Regions from separate parts of the Homo sapiens genome. Here region 2 is linked to region 1. A link is a loop called in an ENCODE intact Hi-C map of the cell type or tissue named here. Cell type or tissue: CD4-positive, alpha-beta T cell. All regions are shown on one strand. Links, peaks and the distances in the headings refer to the core of each region. The heading gives the core; the rest is flanking DNA.

Region 1 (10,251 bases), core at 1,333-9,332:
TGAGTTGAAGGACTCTGACAGAGATGTCTGTAGTAGGCAGGCTTGTCACACTCATTGTTTAAGCTCCATGCCTGTTTACCTAAAAAGCTGGACTTAAATACATCGAACTTGGAACTCAGAAAAATAAAACATCTTCTGACCTGGGTAGGTCCGTCTTCCAGTGTTGGAAAGCAGACTCATTTCCGGGTTAGTCCTGTGCTGCTTTTTGACCTACACTGACCCGATCTTGTTTGGAACAGGCCGCCCTGTGCATGATTTGGTCCCATGCAGAATCACACAGCCCGGTTGGTGACTTTGATGGCTGTCAGGCACTGCTCGCGTCTGCAGCCCTGTCTGCAGAGAGCACCCCGTGGCCCTGCATGCACGGCTCCCCCACCCCCGCCCACACAACATCCCCCCCACCGCCTGCACGGCTCCCCCACCCACACCCGCACAACTTCCCCCCCACCCCCTGCACAGTTCCCCCACTCCCACGCGCACGACTTCCCCCCCTACCCCCTGCACGGCTCCCCCACCCCCACCCGCACGGCATCACCCCCACCGCCTGCACGGCTCCCCCACCCCCACCCGCACGGCATCACCCCCACCGCCTGCACGGCTCCCCCACCCCCACCCGCACAACTTCCCCCCCACCCCCTGCACGGCTCCCCCACCCCCACCCCCACGCGCATGACTTTCCCCCCACCCCCTGCACGGCTCCCCCACTCCCACGCGCATGACTTCCCCCCCACCCCCTGCACGGCTCCCCCACTCCCACGCGCATGACTTCCCCCCCACCCCCTGCACGGCTCCCCCACCCCCACCCCCACCCGCACGGCATCACCCCCTACCCCCTGCACGGCTCCCCCACCCCCACCTGCACAGCATCCCCCCACCACTGCATGGCTCCCCCACCTCTGCCCACACAGCTTCCCTACCCCCGCCTGCACGGCTCCCCCACTGCCTGTTGTCCGCTGTCCCCGTTGCACCTCCCACCTGCTGCCCTGCTGTCAAGTCAGGCGCGTCCCACCCAGAGTGCTCTGGTGTCTGCCCCTTGGCTTCTCTCAGCAGCTCAGTGGAGTGTAGACAGTGTAGTAGATCATCACCTGAGCAGCCAGGATGGGAGTGGGGTCTCTGTGGTCTCCATTTTACAAATGGGTTGACAGGTGCTCAGGAAGCCCTGTGATGTCCTGAGGCCGCCCAGGCAGTCATACACAGGCTGTACCCATCCAGTGCTCCCGTTGCCTGGGGGCAGGGATGTGTGCTGGAAGGGCCTGGGACTGCCTTCCCACCGCCATGTCCACACCCAATGCCCAGGGGTGGAGACGGAAGCACGTGGCGGCCACTGTGGCACTGGTGGGTGGCTGCGTTCCATGGCCTGACTGTGTCTGGCGCCTGTTCTGGTGTTTTACATTCATACTTTGAGGGCCAAGCACCAGCCCAGGAGGTGGGTGCCACAAGTCCAGACTTCCCCAAGGGAAAGTGTCCCCAGCACAGACTCAGCCACTCAGAACTTGTTGGTCTTAGAGCCTGAAGCCGGGCAGGGCAGACAGTGCCATCCCTATCTGGATGGTGGTGCCTTCACCCTTCTGCTGTCCTGAGCAAGAAGAAAAATGAGCCAAGCTTCAAAGAGAGCTGTGCCAAAGTTTCCGGAAAGCTTGCCAGTGTGGGTGTTGCACCCCACACACCTTCAGGCATGGGTGGGTGGTGTGGGCATCTTCACTGGATGGATTTGGAGCCCTGGCGCGTGTACGGCAGATGCCCCGGGGAGATGGCATGTTCACACGGGGCAGCACTAGGCAGAGTGGAGGGTAGGGTCTACACCCCTCCACTCCTCAGCAACAGAGCCCTGGACACTGGGTGTGTCCTTCAGACTGTCCCTGGCGTCTCCAGCACTCCTGTGGCCTCAGGACGGAATGATGGAGGTGAAATGAACAGAAGGAAGGTTGGGGGAAAGCGTATCCCAGCTATGGGCAGGGGGTCCTGGGGTGGGCAGGATTTGGGGCGGCTGGGCCTGGGGCTGGATAGGGCCGCGGGAGAGGGGAGGCCTGTGCTCTCACAGCTGGGAGCTGGCTCAGGACTCTCAGATCTTCTCTTTGTGGCCTGTCATCCCTCCTACCTGCCTGTCCACAGGCCCACACTGAGTGAGTTCCATGGGAGGGAGGCTCACCCTCAGGGGCCTTCAGGAGATGGGACCTCTGGCCCGGCAGCCAACGGATGCTGAGGGGTGCCCACCATGTGCAGGGACAGCTGGGGTGATGTCTTGGAGCCCTGTGAGGTCCTGGGGCCGCCCAGGCAGTCACACCCCGCCCTGCACCCCAGGGTGCAGGCTCCCGGGGTGACACAGTGCTGGGACGGCACAGGGCCGCGTCCTGAGGAGAGGGCGGAGCCCCGAGGCTGAGCTGTGCCTTGCCTCACAGGTTGTGCAGCCTGACTCTGAAGAAGCTGGTGGTCTTCAAGGAGCTGGAGAAGGAGCTGATCTCCGTGGTGATCGCTGTCAAGATGCAGGTGAGGCCGCTTGTGACCCCGGCTGTGGCTGGGTGCTGTGTAGGCTTTCCATGTGCCTGGGAGACGAGTCAGGCGGTGCGCTACTGTGGGGCCTTGTGCCAAAACAGCGGGCAGCCCATGCCATCTCCGGGAGCCCGGGGGGCTGGGAATGACAGGATGCTCCTGGGTCCAGTCCTGTCCCGCACAAGGGAGGCAGGCCCGGCCTTCTGGGATGTGGAGGTCACATGCATGGGGCCTTCCCAGGGCAGAGCTGCCCTCGAGTCACCTCACAGTGATGGACGGGCCCCAAGCACCTGGAGCCAGGGCTTCCCTGCTGCACTCAGCACCCACTTCCTGCCCACTTTTTGTGGGGTGGAGGGCGTCGGTGGGAGAGGGGAGCAGGGCACTCTGGGAGGCGAGGGCCTAGCCAGAACTCCCAGCCCCTGGTGCCAGGGCCTCTCTCCTGACCCTAGTGGGTCCTGTGACCTCTCGAAGGCTTTGAACAAGTAGCGGTTCCAGAGGGGTCATGCTGGTGTCTTCCCCATGCCTGGCCCAGGCCCCGCCCCCTCCTTGGGGTAGAGCTGCCATGACCCTTGCAGCATGGCCTTTGCCCAGTGGCCCAGACAGGGAGGTGTCCCCGCCAACTGTCAGGGCCACCCCTGCCCTTTCAGGGTCATACGGTTCCAGGTGTGTGGCCTGTATAGGGCCACCGCCAGCGGGCTCTCCCTAGCCGGCACCACTCATGGGCAAGTCTCACCCATGTCCTCAGCATACAGGAGTGTCCTTCTGTGTGGCCGTCCAGCGTGACAGGGTGGGGTCTCAGTGGCTGTTGTGCTCCTGACCCCAGCCCATCAGCTCCTCGAGGATGGGGCCCTGCCCTTGGAGCCCATGTCCAAGGCCCCACACAGGTCCCTGCAGCTGGCCGGATTCTTGACACCTGCTGTGGCTCTGACACGGGGTCTCCGGGTCTCCCCGACCTGCAGAGTAGCACCTGAGCCTCGGCCAGTGTGGCTGAGGTCACCAGCCAAGCACTGGGTCTTGAGTGCGAGGAGGCCTGAGGCTTGTTGTCTGTCCCAGTCAATTGCCACTATGTGAAACCTACTGCATCTTAAATAAACGTCTGGAGAAACCCTTTTCCTCGCTGAACATGCTCGTGGATTAGCAGCAGCCTACATCTGCGGCGTGTGCTGGTGGCCAGGTTCCCCGGGTGGTGGGGCCTTGCCCCAGGAACTTCCAGGAGCGTGTGGCTAATAGCAGGACCCCAAGAACTTCCAGGAGTGCGTGGCTAATGCAGGACCCGGAGAACTTCCAGGAGAGCGTGGCTAATAGCAGGACCCCGAGAACTTCCAGGAGAGCGTGGCTAATGCAGGACCCCGAGAACTTCCAGGAGAGCGTGGCTAATAGCAGGACCCCGAGAACTTCCGGGAGCGCGTGGCTAATAGCAGGACCCCGAGAACTTCCGGGAGCGCGTGGCTAATAGCAGGACCCCAAGAACTTCCAGGAGTGCGTGGCTGATAGCAGGATGGAAGCGTCTCTCCGCCTGTCCTGCCCATGGGTGTGGCCATGCCCAGGGTGCCCAGTACCTGCTGCAGTCTGGCTGCGGGTCGTCCCTGGGGAACAGGGAGCTCTCTGTGGGCCATTGCCACCAGGCCGTGAGGCTGTGTCTGGACCTCTTGGCTTGGGGGGCAGGGGTCAGGGTCTCATTGGGTCTTCAGAGCAATGCAGAAAGGCATGAAGGCAAGAGTCGACCCCTCACTGACTTCTGAGTCTGGTGCTGTTGACCTCTAACCTCTGGCATGGGGCCCCACCCCACACTGACCCTGTTCCTTGGCCCCATTCCTTCCTCTGCCTGTCTCTGGTCCTGCCCCAGCCTGTGTCTTGACCGAGAGCTTGGCCCCAGGGCCCCTCAGAGCCCCACCTCTCCAGCCCCTCTGTGTAGCGCATGGACTGGCTGCCCATGCCCTCCCTGCCCACCCCAGCTCAGCAGCCACGTGGCCCTTGGCCTCCCTTGATCACCCCAGCTCCTCATCTGCTTCTCTTGGGGTGTCCTCTCCGCCCAGGCCCCCTGTGGGGGAAGCAGCCAGCCTGGCCCCGCAGCCCCACCTGCCCCTCAGCCTTCTCTGGCGTGCACCTTCGCCTCACTGGCTGGTGGCACACACTGTCCTTTTCCCGACACAGCTGGGTCCCTGCAGGTCCTCTGAGGGGGGAATGCTAAGAGGGACCCGACGCAGAGCACATTTGCAGGGAAACATCTCTGAAGGGTCAAGGGGAGGAGCAGGGAGAGTCCAGACCACAACGCAGGGGCAGCTGGGGAGAGGAGAGGGGACAGGAGGGCTGGCCGAGGAGAGCCGCGCTGCCTCTTGCCACGCTGCACGTGAGGCCCCAGCACAAGGGGAGGACCAGAGTCCGCCATGGACGTCTCATGGAGCCCGAGTACGGCCATGCGGGCCGCCCGCACCTGTCCTGAGGCCCCGCTGCTCCCACCCGAACCTGGGCTGGCCCCGGGCTCCCGTTGTCTGTCCTGGACCCCCGCCCGCCCTCCAGCCACCTGGCACCTCTCATCCACTGTGTCCCGCGCGCCGGCCTCCGGGAACCTTGTGCCTGGGACCCCGCAGCGGCTGCTTGTTTCTCGGGGCACGAGGTCCCCAAGCTCATCCTTGTTGGGATGGTCCCATTTAAAACAGCACTGCGATAAGCACGTTCAATCCATTAGGAATCTATTTTGATATAAAGTTTGCGGTTGGGGTCCTGTTGTCTTTCACGCAAATGACTCGTTATCCATTTAGCAGGTGCGTGTGATGTCTCCTGCTGGCCTGAAGCTCACTGGGTATGAACTGTGTTTTCAGGTGCTCATGCATTTCCTGCACCTACATCTAGGCTTCTACTACCCTCATTTTTGTGACAGCATCTCCGTATTTTAAGTATTGTATCTCTGTATGTTTTACTTTCTGAGAGGACCAGTCAGGCCTGATCATTCTTCTTTTTAGAAAATGCTTTAGGCCAGGTGCAGTGGCTCATGCCTAATCCCAGCACTGTGGGAGGCCGAGGAGGGTGGATTGCTTGAACTCAGGAGTTGGAGACCAGTCTGGGCAACATGACTAATCCTTGTCTCTTAACAAAATACAAAAATTATTGTATATTTTTTTGTGGTGGTACATGCCTGTAGTCCCAGGTGCTAGGGAGGCTGAGGCTGGAGGATTGCCTGAGCCTAGGAGGTCAAGGCTGTAGTGAGTTGAGATCGAGCCACTGCCCCACAGCCTGGGTGACAGAGACCCTGTCTCAAAAAATAAAAACAAAAAATAAAAAAATGCTTTAAGCCAAGCATGGAGGCACATGCCTGTAAGGCTGAGCTACTTAGGAGGCTGAGGCAGGAGGATTGCTTGAGCCCGGGAGCTCAAGTCCAGCCTGAGCAACACAGCGAGACCTGTCTCTCAAAACCAAAACCAGAAGAGGCTTGGTGCCTCCAGATTTGTTCTGCCAGACAGACTTGGGCAGCGCAGTCAGGTGCTGCTGCACCTGGCCGTGGAATCTGTTTTGTGATCGCGTTAACTTCAGCAGGAGCCGCTCCTGGTTTCTCTCTCATGTCTTAGGGCAGATTCCTGGAGGTGGAACCTGTGGGCCGAAGGGTCTCCATGTTTTTAAGGTTCTTGGGAAAGATGCCAGGGCACCTCTGAGAATTACCCCAGCCTGTGCCTACCACCCCCAGACTGCAGGGCTGCAATCCTGCCAGTTTTAGAGTGCAGGAGTCACGGTGTCTTTGCCTGGTTTCCTGCTGATATGCAGTCCTTTGAGCTAGAACAGGTCTTGCTTAATCACAGGGCTCCAAACGAATCCTGCGGTCCCATGAGATTGTGCTGCCCCCCAGTGGACAAGTGGAGACAGACCTGGCCCTGACCTTCTCCTTGCAGGTGAGTCTTTCACCAGTGGTGACGACACCCTCATCACTGTCCCCTGGGGAGACGGGCCCCCCTCATCACTGTCCCCTGGGGAGACGGGCCCCCCTCATCACTGTCCCCTGGGGTGATGGGCCCCCCTCATCAGTGTCCCCTGGGGAGACGGGCACGCCTCATCACCGTCCCCTGGGGAGACGGGCACCCCTCATCACCGTCCCCTGGGGCGACGGGCCCCGTCATCCCTGTCCCCTGGGGTGACGGGCCCCCCCATCACTATCCCCTGGGGTGACGGGCACCCCCATCACTGTACCCTGGGGAGACAGGCCCTCCCCATCACTGTTCCCTGGGGAGACGGGCCCCCCCATCACTGTCCCCTGGGGAGACGGGCCCCCCCATCAGTGTCCCCTGGGGAGACGGGCACGCCTCATCACTGTCCCCTGGGGTGACGGGCCCCCTCATCACTGTCCCCTGGGGAGATGGGCCCCCCTCATCAGTGTCCCCTGGGGAGACGGGCACCCCTCATCACTGTCCCCTGGGGTGACGGGCCCCCTCATCACTGTCCCCTGGGGAGACGGGCACCCCCATCACTGTCCCCTGGGGAGACGGGCACCCCCATCACTGTCCCCTGGGGTGACAGGCCCCCCCCATCACTGTCCCCTGGGGTGACGGGCACCCCCTCATCACTGTCCCCTGGGGAGACGGGCACCCCCATCACTGTCCCCTGGGGTGACGGGCCCCCCCAATCACTGTCCCCTGGGGTGATGGGCACCCCCTCATCACTGTCCCCTGGGGAGACGGGCACCCCCATCGCTGTCCCCTGGGGTGACGGGCCCCCCCATCACTGTCCCCTGGGGTGATGGGCCCCCTCGTCACTGTCCCCTGGGGAGACGGGCGCCCTCATCACTGTCCCCTGGGGTGATGGCCCCCCCTCATCACTGTCCCCTGGGGTGACGGCCCCCCCTCATCACTGTCCCCTGGGGTGATGGGCCCCCTCATCACTGTCCCCTGGGGTGAGAGCATTTGTCTCATCATTGCCATCAGTGTCCTGCGTTACTGCAGATCTTCTGTTGATTATGGTTTATTCTTAAATGATTAGAAGATTTGTATTTGTTTATTAGGTTGAGTTTTTCTTTGTTTTTTCTTTGTTTTTTGTTTGTTTGTTTGTTTTTGAGATGGAGTCTCTCCTTGTCACCCAGGCTGGTGCAGTCTTGGCTCACTGCAACCTCCACCTCCCGAGTTCAAGCGATTCTCCTGCTTCAGCCTCCCGAGCAGCTGGGATTACAGGCATGTGCCACCACGCCCGGCTATTTTTCGTATCTTTAGTTGAGACGGGGTTTCACCATGTCGGCCAGGCTGGTCTCGAACTCCTGACTGCATGATCTGCCTGCCTCGGCCTCTCAAAGTGCTGGGATTACAGGCGTGGGACACCATGCCCAGCCTAGTTTTTCATTCCTTATCTATGATAAAGAGAATATAAGGCCGGGTGTGGTGGCTCATGCCTGTAATCCCAGCACTTCGGGAGGCCGAGGTAGGTGGCAGGAGAATCGCTTGAACCCGGGAGGTGGAGGTTGGTTGCAGTGAGCTGAGATCATGCCATAGCACTCCAGCCTGGGGGACAGAGTGAGACTCCATCTCAAAAAAAAGAGAGAATATAATAACGAGGGCAAAAAAACACTTACTGAGTCAAGGCTATTTTGCTCTTCTATTTAAAAAGATAGGGGAAACTCAGAGTTCACAAGCAATCCCAGCTCTTCGGGAGGCTGAGGCAGGAGGATTGCTTGAACCCAGGAGGTGGAGGTGACAGTGAGCCCGGCTAATTTTTGTATTTTTGTAGAGATGGGGTTTTGCCATGTTGGCTAGGGTGGTCTCGAACTCCCTACCTCAGGTGATCCGCCCAGCTTGGCCTCCCAAAGTGCCGGGATTACAGGTGTGAGCCACCGCGCCTGGCCCAATGCTCCATGGTTCAGTGGGTTTTGATAGGCATGCTCAGGCATGTCAGCACCACCGCAGTTAGGGTGGTGAACAGCCCCATTTTCCCCTAAGTATTTAAACTGATTTTTATTTGTGAACTCTGAGTGTCTAAGAGATACCTGTGAACATCAGCTTGCTGGAGCCCTGCTGGACAGGGAGCCTGTGGTGAGACGTGCAGGCGAGTTGGGTGAACAGGGGGCCTCGGAGGGAGAGCCCTCCCCGCCCTGTGTGCCCCTCGCGGAAAAGCGTCCTGGGTCCCACCTTGCTGATTGCCTCAGGCACATGAGCCGCCACACTGTTTCCGAGTGTCCACAGGCGCGCTCGGCCATCCCGGACACTGCAGCACATAGTCCTTGTCCACCTGCCATGGCTGTTAGCGTGGCGCGGAGCCCTCAGGGCCTGAGCTCTGGCGACTGGCTCACTCTTGATTGTGTTGGGTAAAGGATGGGCTCTGGGGACCGGCATGCCACTGGGATGAACTTGGGGGCCCGTCTGTGGGTGCCCTTCCGATCTCATGGGCAGCAGGTTGGCCTGGTCGCAGGCTGCAGGGTGGCTGGGCCGTCAGAGGCCGTGATGCTGCCTGGGGCCCCGGTGCACCCTCAGCTGCCACTCGCACTTGTGCCCACAGTATCCTCACTTCTTGAAGAGGGAAGGCAACAAGCTTCAGATCATGCTGCAGCGCAGAAAGCGCTACAAGAACAGAACCATCCTGGGCTACAAGACGCTGGCCGCGGGCTCCATCAGCATGGCTGAGGTGAGTGCTCCGTCTGGCGTGGCCTGCGTCGGGCTGGCCACCTGGGTGCCAGAGCATTCGCCCGTGGGAGATGGAGATGTCTCTCCCGGGTCCAGATGTCCAGGGATCAGGTGAAAATGATGAGAGGAGCCTGGGCGGCCGGGCTCCGCCATAAGGGCCAGGTGCGGCCCCAGGTGGTGCTTCCTCTCTGACCTTCCCTTGCCGCCTAGCATGGCTCCCCGCATGCCTGCAGCCGCGCGCACTCCCCTCTAACGAGCCTGTCCTGCCCTTCAGTGGAGGCTGGGTTTTGGGTCAGGCTGCTCTGGAGTCCTTCCCATGGAGGAATCGCTGCTGTCCCCACACCACGGGTGCGTCCTGTGATGGGTTCGTGTCTGCATCCTGCTCAGCACGTGCTCTGGCCCAGGATTGGCTGAGCAGGAGCAGGACAGGTGTCAGTTCTGTGAAGGGGCTAGCGACAATACCCGAGCAGGGCGGGGGCAGCACCCAGAGGTCAGAGGGGTGGCTGGAGTTCCCTGGAGGGGAAAGAAGGGGAAGTACCTCAAAAGGAAAAGAAACAGCCAAGCAGCAGCCCACCTTGCTCCAGAGAACCCAGCGTTCCAAGGAGGCTGCAGTAGGGCGTGGGGGCCTGGGAGAAGACACCCCAGGCTGAGGCCTCGGACTTTCTCATGGACCCTTTCGGGGCTGCAAGATTGGCTCTGGGAGAAGGGGCAGCCCAGGGCCCCAGACCAGTTTGTCTCTTTTGCTTCAGAACTTTCCCCATCGTGGGGTTGTGTTCAGGGGTCCAGGGGCTGCGGGCGTGAGTGGTGCTTGGGGCATGTGAAGCTGGGTTGCTGCCTGCCTGGGGCCTGGGAAGGTCAGCCAGCGCAGCCCCTCATTGGGAGCCGGAGATGCCAGAGCCCCCCAGCCCCTCTTCTTCCCACTTTGTCCCCCTGCTCCTGGGGCTTGGGGCTGGGACAGTGGGGGTGCCCACTTGTAGCTGGTTCCCCCACACCCCCAGGCCCAGCCTGCAGGCCTCCTGTCTCCCAGGTCAAGCGCTAGGTCCCCCAGATCCTCACACACCCCCACTTACGCATCCAGGACAAGTGCCAAGTACTACTCTGGGCTCAGCCCTCCCTGCTACCCCAGGAGATGGGAGCGTGGAGGGTACAGGAAGCAGCAGTGGCGTCC
Region 2 (9,864 bases), core at 1,865-9,864, 310 kb before region 1:
AGAATCGCTTGAGCCTAGGAGGGAGAGGTTGCAGTGAGCCAAGATCCCACCACTGCACTCCAGCCTGGGTGACAGAGCGAGACTCCGTCTCAAAAAAAGAAAAGAAAAATTGTATAGATTGTCGTGCACTTGGTTTCTCAAGTCGCCCACCTGGCCCTCTTCCACGTGTGCTTTCCTTCCCTTCATTCCTGTTCCAAAGTTCTTTAATAAACATTCACCCCTGCTCTGAAACTTACCTCAGTTTCTCCTTCTGCTTATGCCCATTGGTCGAATTCTTCTGAGGAGGCAAGAATTGAGGTTGCCACAGACCTGTACGGATTCACTGCCAGTAACTCAGATACCTTTCACCAGTAACATGTCAATGGAAAGAATCAAACTCTGTAAAACATTTGAAGAGATTTATTTTGAGCCAAATATGAGTGACCATGGCCTGTGACACAGCCGTCAGGAGGTCCTGAGAACATGTGCCCAAGGTGGCTGGGGTGCAGCTTGGTTTTATACAATTTAGGGAGACACAGACATCAATCAAACACATTTAAGAAATACATAAGGCCAGCCGGGTGCGGTGGCTCACGCCTGTAATCCCAGCACTTTGGGAGGCCGAGGTGGGCAGATCACAAGGTCAGGAGATCGAGACCATCCTGGCTAACACGGTGAAACCCTGTCTCTACTAAAAATACAAAAATTAGCCGGGCATGGTGGCGGGCGCCTGTAATCCCAGCTACTCGGGAGGCTGAGGTAGGAGAATCGCTTGAACCAGGAAGTCGGAGGTTGCAGTGAGCCGAGACCGTGCCACTGCACTCCAGCCTGGGCAACAGAGCGAGACTCCATCTCAAAAAAGAAAGAAAGAAAGAAATACATAAGGCCGCGCACGGTGGCTCACGCCTGTAATTCCAGCACTTTGGGAGTCCGAGGTGGGTGGATCACCTGAGGTCAGGAGTTCAAGGCCAGCCTGGCCAACATGGTGAAACCCTGTCTCTACAAAAATACAAAAATTAGCTGGGCATGATGGCAGGCGCCTGTAATCCCAGCTACTTGGGAGGCTGAGGCAGGAGAATCGCTTGAACCCGGGAGGCAGAGGTTGCAGTGAGCTGAGATTGCACCACTGCACTCCAGCCTGGGCGACAGAGTGAGACTCTGTCTCAAAAAAAAAAAAAAAAAGAAACAGAAACACATTGGTTTGTTCCAAAAAGGTGGGACAACTCGAAGCAGGGAGTGGGGAGCACCTTCCACGGGTAACACATCACAAGGAATTTCCTTGTGGGCAATTTGTGTGGGAGGTATGTAGCTTTTTAATCTTTGTAGCTGTCTTGTTTACAAATAGGATTGGAGGGAGGTCTGCCTGCCAGCAGTTCCCAGTTTGACTTTTCACTTTGGCTTAGTGATTTTGGGGTCCCCATATTTTCCTTTCATACTAGCAAATACCCCAAAACCTTCCCACACCCCCGTGGCCACAGTTACTTTGCTGTTCTTGGTCTCAAACTCCTGGGGTGCACTCTTTCTCCACCAGTGGTGTGATCATGGCTCACTGCAGCCTCAATCTCCCGGGCTCAATCCATCCTCCCACCTCAGCCTCCCGAGCAGCTGGGACAACAAGCGCACACCACCATGCCCAGCTAATTTTTGTATTTTTGGTAGAGGCAGGATTTTCCTATGTTGCCCAGGCTAGTCTTGAACTCCTGGACTCAGGCGATCTTTTCACTGCAGCTTCCCAAAGTGCTGGGATTACAGTCATGAGTCACCATGCTGGCCTCCTGAGGCCTTTATGTACCTATGGGCTTGCCAGCCGTCCTCCACCCTCCTCTCCTCTCCAAGCCACTGGGGGCCTTGGGCCAAACTTTGTGGGCCCTGCCCTGCCCTGCCCAACCCTTGCACTTGCTCTTCCCACCAGCCCCTCCTCGTGAGCCTCTGTGCATCCCTCCTCTCCGCCCCCTCCCAGTGTTGCAGGGCTCCGGATCCCAGCCCTCACACCGCCCCTCTGTCACCGCCTACTCCCCAGGCGCCTCTCCAGTCCTGGATTAAACGCCATCCACCCTGCACCAAAAGAACCAGGAGGCCACTGCGTGTCAGCCGTGCCCTTATTTTAAGCACCCCAGTTTAGGCCGAATTCTAAGAACATGTGCTCTCCCAGATTCCCCTGCGCCAGCCCCTGGAACTGGTGCCTCTGCGGAGGTGCCACTCCCAAGGTCGGGCGAGTTTACACGGCAGAGTGGAGCTTAACGCTAATTCCCAAGTGGGCCTGACCTAGTCCCGGGAGCCTTGAAAAGAGGACAGTTTTCTGTGGCTGGTGACAGGAGGGGGAGTCAGGGAGGTCCAAGCCTGGGAAGGCTTCAAGGTGCGGATGCTGGTTTGAAGACAGGGCGGGGGGCGTGAGAAGGAACATGAGCACCCCCCAGAAGCAGGGAGCAGCCATCAGTGACACCACAAGGAGGCAGGGACCTCCTCAGTCCCACACCCGGCTTCCCAGCGACAGGAGCGAGCTTGGAAGGGGACCCTGAGCTCCAGACCAGAGCGTGACCAGCTGCCGCCTGACTCCAGCGTAAGCAGAGACCCACAGACTGCAAGCTAAGAAAGGTGGGCTGCTTGAAACCACGCAATTTGTGGTAACAGGAGAGGAAGACCACCAGCTACCTGAGGCTCCTCCGAAGCACTGGGTTCCTCCTGCAGCCTCTTTCTTTCACCTCCACCTCCCATCTGCCCGCCAGCGTCCTCGGCTCCACCTTCACACACATCAGGATCTACCCACCTGCAACCGCCCGCGCTGCTGCCCAGTTCGGAGGCTCACCTGCACCCTTGGGCCGCCTCCAGATGCTTGTAGCTCTTCCTGAGTATCCAGGCACTTCCACGACAGCCAGCGGGCCCTTAAATGCGAGTTGGCTGCATTGGCCTCTGCTCAGGAGTCCCCGGCACAGCCGTCTCAGGTGCTCAGAGGGAACTCCATTGTCGATGCCTGGCTTCCTGGGCTCTTGCTCCCCGTGGATTCTCACCACTTCTCGAGCACCTGAAGTGCTCCCTGCCCTGGGCTTTTGCCCTGCGCCTGACCCAGACCAGCTGCAAGGTTGCTCCCCACTTCCACTGGTCTGGTCTCAAAAGCACCTGCTCAGAGAGGCCATCCATGGCCCTGTCTGCAGCCCACTCAGCCCTTCCCAGCATAGATGACCCTGGCACGTTGTATACTGGTCTTGCTAATCTTCCTAAGAAAGCAGTGACCTGGATACAGTTATTGTCTCCATTTTCCAGATGAGGACAGCGAGGCACAGAGAGGTTGGGTCACTTGTCCAAGGTCCCAGAGAGTAAAGGGCAGTGCTGGGGTCTCAGCTCAGGCCCTGGGGTCCCAATGTCCACACGTGAATCCTCAGCGTCATGCATGTGTCTCCCTCCAGGCAGAGGGCAAATTTGCTTGCTGTCCAAGATAATAAAGATGGCTTCTCCCTCTGGGCAGAAACTGGGCAGGTTTGCTAGCAGTCCTTTAAATGACTGGTGTTTCCTAACCCAGGGTTCCTTAGCTGTGTGTACAGCATCCACCGGAGCCACTCCTCATTGTCCGTGGGGCTGGGGGGCTGGGGGGAATATGAAGCTCGTGCTGCCTGCTGTGCTGTGAGTAACAAAGTCTTTGTCTCAGACCCAGGTGTCTCATGTCTTGCCCATGTTCAGAACACTGGCAGGCTCACTGTTCACTTGCAAACAGAGGGAACTCTCAGACCATTCATTTCTTCCTTTTTCCTACTTCCCCTTTCCCTCCTCCTTGAGGGCCAGCTTTTAACCTGCCAAGGAGCCAAGAAAGAGACGTTGGAGAGGGCTGGGGATTGCACAAATAAGTAAAAGCATCGGGGATGAAGGATTTGAGGACTCTCGTTTCGGAGAAGGGAGTTGCAAATTAGGAAAGTGGTCAGACTGGACCAACTTCTGGCTGGGTGGATTGAAATTGGAGATATCAGTACAAATCCAGTTCCAATATGGATAGCTGGAAATACAGATGTATATCTATGTGTGTGTATATATCTATGTGTGTGTGTATAGGCATATGTATTTTCTACAGATCTGGAAACAGTGAGCACCCCTAGTGCCCAGATCTTGGATTATTATTATTATTATTTTTTGAGATGGAGTTTTGCTCTTGTCGCCCAGGCTGGAGTACAACGGCGCGATCTCGGCTCACTGTAACTTCTGCCTCCTGGGTTCAAGCGATTCTCCTGCCTCAGCCTCCCGAGTAGCTGGGACTACAAGCATGTGCAACCACGCCCAGCTAATTTTTGTATTATTAGTAGAGACGGGGTTTCACCATGTTGGCCGGGCTGGTCTTGAACTCCCGACCTCAGGTGATCCACCCACCTCAGCCTCCCAAAGTGCTGGGATTACAGGTGTGAGCAACTGTGCCCTGCCTTCTCTACCATTTTGTGACACAGAATGAAAGTCCTCACCAGGGCCATGCCCTTGAACTTCTCAGCTTGTAGAACTGTGAGCTAAGTAAACCTCTTTTTTTTCTGATAAATTATGCAGTCTCAAGTAATCTTTTATAGCAAGACAAAATGGACGGAGACCCGCACATACACACATGAGAGAGAAGGGTAAGCCTGACCTCATAGTGGAAACCTCAAATTCTCTCCCCAGAAACGGTGTAATAATTGCTTATTCATTAATGAATGCAAAATGCTTACTAATTAACTTTTCAGTGGGGAATGGCGGCAGACACCATCATACCCAAGCGATGAGGGTTATCATCACCAGCGATGGCCAGATTGGCCCCGTGGGCCTCCGGTAGGTTGCTGTAAGAGGAAAGTCTCACTTCTGAGGGGTTCCTCCTGGAAATGAAGAAGCCACAGGAAACAGGCAAGGCTAGAGCGAGGGCCATCCCACAAAGACCCATAAGACCCACAAAGACTCACTGAGACAGCGGGGAAATTGGCAGGGGCTCTGCGGAGTCGATGGGGACATTGGATCAGTGGTGGCTTCCTGATTTTTCAAGGTTCACTGCAATTACTTGGGAGAGAGTTCGTTTATTTCCAAAATACTCTCTGAGCTGTTTAGGGGAGCAAGCCTGGAGTCTGCAGCTTATTCTCAAATGCCATATAAGCAGGAGCGAGAGAAGGAATAGCGGGGCAATGTTCACAGATGGCGAATCTGCAGGACAGGAATATCCGGGTCTCTTTGCACGGTGTTTGCCACCTTCTGTAAATTGGGATTTTTTTTTTTTTTTTTTTTTTTTTTGAGACGGAGTCTCACTGCAACCTCTGACTTCCTGGTTCAAGCGATTCTCCTGCCTCAGCCTCCCGAGTAGCTGGGATTACAGGCACACGCCACCACGCCCAGCTAATTTTTTTTTGTATTTTTAGTAGAGACGGTGTTTCACCATGTTGGCCAGGATGGTCTCGAACTCCTGACCTCGTGATCTGCCCGCCTCGGTCTCCCAAAGTGCTGGGATTACAGGCGTGAGCCACTGCGCCCAGCCCCAAAATTGGGAATTATTTCAAAATAAAAAGCTGGATAAATGCATACACACAAGGCAGTATCGCGTATTTTCCACGAGTGCCTGTGCAGGCAGGTAAGGATTTAGGAAAGGTCTGGAAGGATGTGCAAAATGTTCCGCCTGCGAAGGTTCCGCGGTGGCGGGGACACTGCTCCGGCTCCGCTCCCGCCCGCCCGAGCGCTCGGATGGGGCCGCCTCTGCACTGCGTGGCCACAGGCGCGGCCCGGCTGCCCACGGGCGCCCTTTGCAGCTGCTGCCCCCTGGCGGCCGCGGGCGGCTACTAGCGGGAAAGCGAAACCCGCCCGGTCCATTCAAGCCCCGCTGCCTGGCGCCCTCTAGGGTCGTTCTTGGGAACGGGCGGACCTTTCGTCAACACTTTGCCTGCAAGATCCCCCATTGGGGGAACCGAGGAGGAAGTTAAAGGAAGATGTGTGTTTTTGAGCGCTGCTTTGTGCCAGGCTCATCTTAGGTGTGGGACGTGTACTATCTGAATTAATACCCCACCAGGCCTGTGGGACAGTCACTGTCACCATTCGCAAATTATGGATGAAGAAAGGAGGTACCAAGTGGTGGTATCACCTGTCCATAGTGAGCTGTCCCTCAGGAGGGTGGCCGCCCCACGCGACCATTCAGTGTGCTCTCATTCACACGTTCATTACCCAAGAGCACTGCTAGCACTGGGGGCTGGCTCACTCCTGCGATCCCAGCACCTTGGGAGGCCAAGGCAGGCAGATTGCTTGAGGCCAGGAGTTCAAGACCAATCTGAGCAACAGTGAGACCCTGTCCCTATAAAAAATGTAAAAATTAGCTGGGCAGCTGGGCATGGTGGCACATGCCTGTGATGCCAGCTACTCAGGAGGCTGAGGTGTGAGGATCGCTTGAACCCAGGAGGCAGAGGCTGCAGTGAGCTGAGATTGCACCACTGCACTCAACTCCAGCCTGGGTGACAAAGCAAGACCCTGTCTCAAAAAAAAAAAAAAAAAAAGGATGGATGTGGTGGCCTATGCCTGTAATCCCTCCCAGCACTCTGGGAGGCTGAGGCAGGCAGATTGCTTGAGTCCAGAAGTTCAAGACCAGCCTGGGCAATGTGGTGAAACCCTGTCCCTAACAAAAAAAAAACCAGCTGGGTGTGGTGGTGCACGCCTGTGGTCCCAGCTATTCAGGGGACCAGGAGGTGGAGGCTGCCGTGAGCTGAGATCATGCCACGGCACTTCAGCCTGGGTGACAGAGCAAGACTCTGTCTCAAAAGAAAAAAAAAGTCCTCCATATGTGGTCCCCCCTCATGCTGTCTCTTCCAGGCATGTCCTCCCACATGCCAGGAGGCTGCAGGGCCACCAGGATGTGACCTCCTTGGGCTGTGCTCCCCTGCCCCAACTCCAGGCAGTAGGATCCCAGAATTCCCAACAAAACTCTCCCTGCCTCCCTGGCCTATGCGGCCTCTCCCTGGGCTGTCGCTGTGAGGCATCCACAGCCCCTGCCATGCCAGGCAGAGTGGGGATGGTCGGAGGGGAGCGGGTGTGGACGGGACACAGGGCCTTCCGGAGAGCCTGAGGTGCTGCTTCTGAACTGCTCCTTCCCCTGGTGTGCAGGTGTCTTCGTCACAGTAGGACCTGGGAGAACAGTTCCATAGGTCCGGGGGCTTCTCTCCAGCTGGCGAGGAGGTGTGTGGTCCTCTCTCCCTGTCACCGTTACTCAGGTAACGACAGGGCAGTGAGCAGAGCAGTGTTGCCCCTCCTGGACCCTGTCTGAAGAGGCAACTGTGGCTAGAGGCTGGAGGGCAGGGCGGCAGGGCATGGTGCTGGAGGCAGGGGTGGCCCTCGGGGCTCCCCTCCTCATTCCCGCCTCCCTGCGTGGGTCACAGCGGCCTTCACTGTGGCCTCCTCACTACCTGGGGTGCCCCAGGAGCACCTCGTGGAGGGAGTGCCTGAGTGAGGTCAAGCGGGGCGGAGGAAGGGGTCGATGGTGAGAGAGACAGTGAGTGAGCCCAGACTCCACACAGGGCGGCCCCTAGCGCTGGCCACCTCAGCAGCTCCCACCAGCAGCACAAGCTGGATGACAGGGCCAGGGCCTGTGGTCAGTGGTCAGTGGCTGATGACAAAGCCATGCTGTGACCCTCTCTCACTGCCAGAGCAGACGCGGGGCGGTGAGCAGCCAGGCAGGCCCGTAACCTCCACCTCCCCAGCTGCGCCCGTCCTGCAGGGACTCAACCTGCTGCCCTCCGCCCACAGCCCTCGAGGGTCTCAGCATTAAGGGCTGGGCTGGGCCTCCCTTCTGGGTGCCTGGTCCCATTTGGGCCTCACCCTGGGCAAGGTCCCCGTAGCTGCCCCTCCCATCAGGTAAGCCCCACCCCCCGAGTTTCACTCTGAGTGGTTTGTCTTTGCATAGAGCTTCCCCACCTGATGGTGACTGCCGTGGGTCCCACAGGTCCGGTGTCCATTTTTAAATTTCACTGCAGACATTGCGCTCAGGCGCCCTCTGAAACCGCCACAGAGGTGTCATCCCCAGGTCCCATCGGGCCTTTGTCTCCTGGCCTCCCCGTGTGCAGTGGTGCAGTGCTAGCTCACTGCAGCCTCCACCTCCCAGGCTCAAATGATCCTCTCACCTCAGCCTCCTAAGCAGCTGGGACTGCAGGTGCCACCTCACCCGGCTATGCCTGGTAACTTTCCTGCCACTGTGACACCAGCCAGTTCAGGCAGTCCCTCGCCTGAGCCAGGTACTCTGCGTGTCTCAGCCTAGCCCTGCTGTCCCTACCGGTGGGTGAGACGGCGCCCGGTCCCCAAGGCTGGGATCTGACGTGGGAGCGAGGCTCTTATTTGTTGCTGTGTGGCAGCAAAAGATGAAAAAGTGGACTCTGGCTTCAGAGCTGTGAGAAAACAGTGGTTTTTTTTTTTTTGAGATGGAGTCTCGCTCTGTCTCCCAGGCTGGAGTGCAGTGGCGCGATCTCGGCTCACTGCAAGTTCTGCCTCCTGGGTTCACGCCATTCTCCTGCCTCAGCCTCCCGAGTAGCTGGGACTACAGGCGCCTGCCACCACGCCCGGCTAATTTTTTGTATTTTTAGTAGAGAAGGGGTTTCACTGTGTTAGCCAGGATGGTCTTGATCTCCTGACCTCGTGATCCGCCCGCCTCGGCCTCCCAAAGTGCTGGGATTACAGGCGTGAGCCACCGCGCCCAGCCTGAGTAAACAGTTTTTGGTTGTGTTTTTTTGTTGTTGCTGTTGTTTTGTTTTTTGAGAAGGAATTTTGCTCTTGTTGCCCAGGCTGGAGTGCAATGGCACGATCGCAGCTCACTGCAACCTCTGCCTCCTGGGTTCAAGCGATTCTCCTGTCTCAGCCTCCGAAGTAGCTGGGATTACAGGTGTGCTCCACCACACCCAGATAATTTTTTTGTGTGTGTTTTTAGTAGAGACGGGGTTTCATCATGTTGGCCAGGCTAGTCTTGAACTCCTGACCTCAGGTGATCTGCCCGCCTTGGCCTCCCAAAGTGCTGGGATTATAGGCATGAGCCATGGTGCCCAGCCCGGTTTGTTGTTTTAAGCCACCAACTTGTGGGAACTGGTTATAGCAGCCACAGGAAAGCCCCTGCTGGACATCGTTATGATCCCTTTTGCCCCAGCCCTGAATATTCCAGACTGGTCCAGAACCTCAGCCCCAACTTTTCAAGTCCCTGGTCACGGCTGTCCTCTGGAAGCCTAGGGGCACACTCCTCTCAAGGCAGGAGAAATGTTAACTGTGAAGGTTAAATTGGAGAAATGTTAACTGTGAAGGTTAAATTGGAGAAATGTTAACTGTGAAGGTTAAATTGCATTATTTCTTTTATTTTTATGATTTTTTTAATACCAAAAAAAAGAGACAAGATTTTGCCATGTTGCCGAGGCTGGTCTCAAACTCCTGACCTCAACTGATCCTCCCGTCTCGGCCTCCCAAAGTGCTGGGATGACAGGCGTGAGCACTGCCCTGCCTTGTGCTTTTATTTCTAAACACATTTTCCTAATGTATTTTTCTGATGACTCTCAAGGGGAGGATGGCTGTTTTGGCTGGGTGTGGTGGTGCACACCTGTAGTCCCAGCTACTCAGGAGGCTGAGCGGGGAGGATCGCTTGAGCCCAGGAGTTTGAGGCTGCAGTGAGCTATGATGGTGCCACTGTTCTCCAGCCCAGGCAACAGAGCAAGGCCCTGTCTCTAAAAAAATAAATATTAAAAACAAAAACAAAAACAAAACAAAAACAAGGAAGAGCAACTGCATAGCTGCCTGACAAAACGAGAGCGTGGCTCAGCCCCACGGCCCTGCGCGGCCTCCCTGGAAGCCCCTGTGCTGTGCCGGGCACTGGGCTCCCCATGCAGGTGCTGCGTCTGCCCGGCTCTGTGCTCTGAGTGCATGCGATGTGCCCGAGGTGTCGGG

What was found. Peaks named below come from ENCODE experiments on the same cell type or tissue, not always from the same donor. Only the 100,000 strongest peaks of a DNase experiment are listed, where the experiment ranks them.
Region 2: it touches region 1 in a loop (4-fold over the local background); 3 of 110 quality-filtered maps call a loop at or near these places.

What each region holds. Positions count from the first base shown.
Region 1 is chr14:105,346,094-105,356,344 of GRCh38, forward strand. It overlaps PACS2 (phosphofurin acidic cluster sorting protein 2), which reads left to right. Exons shown (of 25, transcript NM_001100913.3): 2 at 2,400-2,487; 3 at 6,285-6,374; 4 at 8,959-9,084. Among named protein-coding and RNA genes, the nearest start is that of PACS2, 36 kb to the left of the region's middle. RefSeq lists a silencer at 126-315 and an enhancer at 6,630-7,159. In CD4-positive, alpha-beta T cell, for the core only: a CTCF peak has its summit at 6,328 (motif pointing left); a DNase peak (open chromatin) is centred at 6,318.
Region 2 is chr14:105,040,135-105,049,998 of GRCh38, forward strand. GPR132 (G protein-coupled receptor 132) reads right to left here. Exons shown (of 4, transcript NM_013345.4): 4 at 9,261-9,864. All of the region lies in intron 1 of LOC124903398 (a long non-coding RNA gene), which reads left to right. Among named protein-coding and RNA genes, the nearest start is that of GPR132, 20 kb to the right of the region's middle. RefSeq lists a silencer at 5,557-5,816 and an enhancer at 7,352-7,451. In CD4-positive, alpha-beta T cell, for the core only: CTCF peaks have their summits at 5,776 (motif pointing left) and 5,987; DNase peaks (open chromatin) are centred at 5,777 and 7,647.